Regions from separate parts of the Mus musculus genome. Here region 2 is linked to region 1. The links are chromatin contacts, found by POLR2A ChIA-PET in ENCODE. All regions are on one chromosome and are shown on one strand. Each heading gives the region's core, a stretch centred on a gene start or an enhancer-like site at or near the end of the contact. The rest is flanking DNA. Distances are from core to core; before and after follow the strand shown. Region 1 holds the start of Letm1 (leucine zipper-EF-hand containing transmembrane protein 1). Region 2 holds the start of Fam53a (family with sequence similarity 53, member A).

The links. ChIA-PET counts read pairs that join two places held with the same protein, here RNA polymerase II (POLR2A).
Region 2: POLR2A ChIA-PET joins it to region 1 with 13 read pairs in embryonic stem cell. The contact joins the promoter of Fam53a here to the promoter of Letm1 in region 1. POLR2A ChIA-PET finds 5 or more read pairs at or near these places in 2 of 5 experiments (Patski and embryonic stem cell).

Annotation. Positions count from the first base shown.
Region 1 is chr5:33,781,413-33,784,112 of GRCm38, reverse strand. It overlaps Letm1 (leucine zipper-EF-hand containing transmembrane protein 1), which reads left to right and starts at 1,396. Exons shown (of 14, transcript NM_019694.2): 1 at 1,396-1,639. The coding sequence starts at 1,561.
Region 2 is chr5:33,628,286-33,631,214 of GRCm38, reverse strand. Fam53a (family with sequence similarity 53, member A) reads left to right here and starts at 1,580. Exons shown (of 6, transcript NM_178390.3): 1 at 1,580-1,878; 2 at 2,238-2,362. It also overlaps Gm9903.

The DNA.
Region 1 (2,700 bases), core at 147-2,646:
TTGTACAAACTTGCAATTCCACCAGCAATGGAGGAGTGTTCCTCTTTCTCCACACCCTCACCAGCATCTGCTGTCACCTGAGGTTTTGATCTTATCCATTCTGACTGGTGTAAGGTGGAATCTCAGGGTTGTTTTGATTTGCATTTCCCTGATGATTAAGGATGTTGAACATTTCTTTAGGTGCTTCTCAGCCATTCGGTATTCCTCAGTTGTCATTACTACTTTGGCTTGGCTTTGCTTTCCTCCTCCTCCTCCTCTTTGGTCAGGCAAGTGTTCTTATTGGTGGAAGTTTCTCAGCTTGGCTAAGAAACTTCAGTTCTTTGGTTTAGGTCATCAGCCCTTTCAGGGAATCCCTACACTTGACTTAATTCTGTATCTGATGCCCACAATGTACATTACCGTGTGCACAAGAGAGGTTCCAAACGTCTTAGGAGATTCTCTGCCACCTGAGTCCTGAGATAGGGATTCTGGCCTACACTGGCCCAGCTTTTAGGTTCTGATTCAGAAAATGACCAGATAGGTTACTTCTTCCCAATGGGCTGTGCTGGGATACTAGTGAAGCGTCCTCGCTGGGAGCCAGCTGGAATTAGGACTTGAGCACCTGTTCATCAGAAAAAAAAAAAATGCATTAACCTCATACTGAAGATCTTCACCTACTATTCTGAGTTCACTCCCACAGGAACGTAGAAGGAACGGAAAAGGCATTCCACAAAGGCAGGAGGTGGAAAGCAGTGAGGGAAGTCTCCAGGAACGGTCTGGTGTCCCTGGGTCGGGATACAGATCTGTGGAGAGGGTGGCTGCTCTGGAGCACCAGAGTGTGTATAGTCCTGGGTTTCCACAATCCTGAAGCCTGCCATTCCAGCCACCACCCTTTAAAGAAGAGGATGCTGCCAGGTCTATTTTGGAGTGGGCAGGGGTGGCTGTGAGCTACCATAGAGGGGACCTGCCAGGAGTGCAGCCCACTACTAAGGTTGCTCGTCCTGACGCGAAGCAAGGAGGTGGGACCAATTAACAGCCTCGCAGAGTTATGTTCCCTACCCACCACCCTTCCTTAAAGTCCCATGAGCCATCTGCTATGGGCTAGTATAATATAGGGCTTAGTAGTTATGAAAATAGATGCCAGTTCTTTTGCCGCCTCTGTGCCCGCAGCCCCAAATCAGAAGCTAGGCACTGCTAAGATGCAAGAGGAACTCCAGATAGATCTGAGCTCATCAAGAAAACCCAAGACTCGGCGCACGCTGGGACTTGTAGTCGGGAGAGGCAAGCCTCCCGGATGCACGCTGGGCCTTGTAGTCTGTTGGGCGGGCTCGCCCCTCACCTGGCCAGGGCGGGTGCCGCAGGGCCAATGGGAGCCGTGCCGGCCAGGCCTGTTCCGCCCCGCGCCTACGGACGTTTGTGCCGGGACATGGCCGCTGCGGATGCCGGGTCCTTGAGCTGAGCGCTTGCTGCCGGAGCCAACCTCTGCCGTCAACCGTCCGCGCGGGCTGGGCCCAGGCGCCGGGACGGCCAAGATCCGCCGAGGAAGCTGAGGCAGCTATAGAACGCCGCCGCGGCGGGCGCATGGCGTCCATCTTGCTCAGGAGCTGCCGGGGCCGGGGGCCTGCCCGCCTCGCGCCACCTCGGGCCGCCTCCCCGCGGGGTAAGCTGGTGCTGCGCAAACGACCTGTTGTGGGCGACCGGGAGCCAGCGCGGGACGCCCCCTTCCGTGCCCCGAGGCAGCGCGGCAATGACAAGCACCGGGCCGCTCTGAGCCGCTTGTGCTGGACAGCTTCCTGTGACCTTAGTTGCCCAGGTCGCCGCAGGTCACTGCTGCCGACCGAGGCGCTGAGAAAGTTCCTTAGGGCCGTGGCTTCCCTGCCGCTCCCCTCGAAGATGAATCGAGCCCTGTCCTGCCCTTTGGCCAGTTCAGGCTTGGAAGCCAGAACTCTGGGACAAGGAGATTGGGTTGTGGTTGATGCCAGCTTAGTGGGCCACTCCCTGGGGTGGGGTGGCTGATGACCGTGCTTTCCAAGGAAACTTATATGTGTCCTATTTGTAAGGTTGAAACAGCCTGTGAGAGTGGGACCCAAGACCTTATGGTTTCTTGGTAGAAGTACAGTTCTTGTCACCTTAACAGTATTGGAGAGTCGGGTATGGTGTGGAGCCAGGCATGGGGGCACACACCTTTACCCCCAGCACCCTGGAAACAGAGGCATGTGAATCTCTGAACTCCAGACCATTTAAAATTTCAGGCCAGGCAGGGCACAAGATCCAGTCTTAAAAACAAACAGCAAAACCAGTTAGGATGCGTGGAAAGAGCAGAGTGTCCCTGGGTTTGGTGTGGTTTTTCAAGCTGTCTCTGCTATAAGCGCTGTCTACCTGTTGACTTGTTCAGGATACCATAATGTACTTCTGCCTTTTCTTATTTCTCTGGCATGTTTATGGCTTTCAAATTAGTTGATATTGTGTGTGTGTGTTATTATTCCAGGCACAAGAATGTTTTCTTTAGTTAACCCAGTTCCCTTGGAACAAAAATGCTGCTTCCCTGACAGTGGTTAGACTCCTGTCAGCTGGTTAGATGTGGAACAATAGAGCATTACTGGGTAGCAAGCCCCTGCTCTCCCTGTAATGATGTGCCCAGAGCCAACAGGCACAGGATGGACATCCTGACTTTTTAGTCTTAGAGGATAAATTGAGGCCAACTTTGTATCAAAGTGTTCT
Region 2 (2,929 bases), core at 331-2,830, 150 kb after region 1:
AGGATGATTTTAATATCTTCCCTTGGCTGGTTACCTTTGGGACATGATAAACACTGATACTGGCACCTGTCCTCAGCATCACCAGTGTGGTTTATGTGGGACTATCAGACATTGGGTGAAATCCCACAGCTGGCTTGCAAGCCATTCTCTGCAATCTGATCTGTGGGAGAGTTTGAAATACTTTCTGGTTTTATGTGAATTCATCAACTCCCTGAAAATTACCCTAAAAGGGCACACACTGAAAGCCTTTAGGAATTACTCAAATACAGCTGAGCTGTGTGGCGTATGTAACTTAATCAGCTGCAGGGCTTGGGAAACACAAGGTGACCGTGGTGATTTGAGAAGGCCACCATTGGTCCAGATCTGCCCAGGGAGAGTGTGGTTGAGGACTGTTCTGGGCAGAGTTCCTCTTAGGCACAGGTGCCTGCCAGATGTCTCAGTCCTTATCTGGCTCCTGCCTGCTGTGATCCAGGTCGCAAGTCCCCTGTCCTCAAGAAACCTGGAGGAGGAAATGAAAGGTCTGTCGCAGGTGATGCAGCAGGTGAGGGCACTCATTCTAGTTGATCTTGGCCTCCCTTGGCTGGGCCTCTGAGCCTGTACAGAACTGGATTTACCAGACCCATAACGTGGTGGCCAGGGCCCAGACTTCTGGTGTGCCCCAGGAATACCCAGTGGCTTTCTAATGTCTTCCTTTTTAGGTCTTATTCCAGATGAGAACTATTCCATTTTCTACATCAAGTAGCTGTACCTAACCCTGCAACATTTTTTAAAATTACTTTTTGTTGTTTGGGAACAAGGTTGTCTAGGGATTACAGGCTTGTGAAATTGCAGCCTATTCCTAGCCAAGTCGGCAGGCGGTTTCATTTTGCTGCGCCTGGCCTCTAGCACCCTGAGAAGTGCTCCACCCCAGTCACACCCACCTGCAGAGCAGCTTTCCTTCACAGCACCGGTACCCAATGCACAAAAGTGCCTTCCAGTCACACGGTAGGTCCAGAAATGAGACTCCCAAAGGGAAGGGTCCTGCCCAAAGGCACATTACCAGCAAAGGACAGGAGAAGCTGGGCATTGGTGGCGCCTGTCTTTAATTCCAGGGCTCGGAAGACAGAGGCAGAAGGATCTCTAGGAGTTCGAAGCCATCCTTGTCTACAGTCCGAGCTTCATACTGAGATTTTGCTATAAAAGAAAGAAAGAAAAAGAAAAAAGGCAGGGAGATGAAGGTGGTCACATCGGACTTTGGAATCCGGGAGCCTATAGGTACCACTACCGGCCTTCGATGCCCCGCGGACACCCGAAGGTTAACGTCACACCCGGCGCGGGCCAGCTCGCACAGGGGGGCGGGGCCAGCAGCGGCGCACGGTACCCGTAGGAGGGAAGTGAGAGGAAACGGGGGCGGGGCGTCACGAGGCCACACCCACAACACGCCGGGCAGTGACGTCGCCCGCCTAGCGGTGCGGCTGAGGGTTGATTGCTTGCGGCGGCTTCCGCGGGCGGGTGCGCGAGCGGACGGCTGACGGCTCGGGGCGGTGGTAGCGGCGCGGCGACCAATGAGGGCGTCCGGAGGGGGCGGGGCGTCGGCTGCGGTTTTGTTCCGCGGTGACTGAGGCTCACCGTCCCCATGCGCGGAGCGCGGCCTGCGCGGCCGGCGCCCTGCCCCAGCTACGGAGCTCGGTGCTCACTCGCCTCGCGGAGAGTGCTCTGCGCCGTCGTTCGCCTGCTCATCGCTAAGAGCTCCAGCCACCGCAACGCCGTGTCCTTGCGCTGCGATCCCGGAGTCTCCGTACGTCGGCCGGCGCCGCGCAGCCGCACGTCGAGAGCCGGGTGCATCGGCACAGCGCGCGGAACACCCTCTAGGGCCAGCCGGCGTCTCAGCACCTTAAGGTCCCCGCGCGCCCCGGGCCCAGCACTGTCCTCGTGTCCCGTGTCCCCGACATCCTAAGGTCCTCGGGGACCCAGCATCTGAAAGAACCCTGGGCCCCAGCTCCCTAGAGTCCCCTGGGCCCCAGCTCCCCGAACTCGTGGCGAGTCCGGGGACCCCTCCAATTAGGCCAGGCCCCAAGCATTCTGTTGTGCGCGCTCCTGCACGCCAGGCGGTAAGGCCTGCCCGCTGCGCCTGGGGCGCGCTGCCACTTGTTGAATCACTTTTCATGTCGACTTTGAGACCTGTTGTCGCCATGCTGAGTCCGTGGGCCCGTGAACCCGCTGTTGTTGAGACTCAGTGATTGTTATTTTGTATTCAGGAAGCAGGAAGTTTGACGAGATATGATGGTCCCTTAAGGGAATCCCAAGAGCAGATCCTCCCCAACGACCTGTGGAAGGTGACTTGGAAGTCTATTCCGAAGCCACTTTCCTGCGTAGACTGAGGGTGTGTAAGTCCCTTTAAGACTTCCTGTGTGGAGGATGGGATGTGCGATGTTCACAATGTATTTTACCGCTCCGAATGCTATTGCCTTTGTACATTAGTCTTAATTACAGATCTGTGATCTATCACTCCAAATTAAAATCACTTTAATTTTTTGCACTTCAAGGTATTTAATCATTAGATATATCTTTAAGTATGAATCTAAGCTTATTCTAACCCTCCAGCCCCACTACTTAAGTTTATAATGATGTTTCAGCTCTGAGAATTTTGAAGATGGACTAGTTTGACTTGAAAGGTGTACTTTAGTTTTTACATTAAGAAATTTGACTTGTGCTCACTGATGCTGCTGCTTCAAATACATATTTGGTCATCTTAGGAAAGTGGGTCTTGGAAGGGAAGTTCAGCATCTCAGAACAAGGTAGGACCGAGGATAGTTTTTCCAAATTCTGAATATTACGCCAAGGTGGAAATTGAAATTGATTAGGAAGAGTAGATGGACTTTGCTGTTTTGGTTAGTGGTTGGTCGTTCTTTCTGATGACTCCTCTGGCACCTGTTCTCCTCTTTACGTC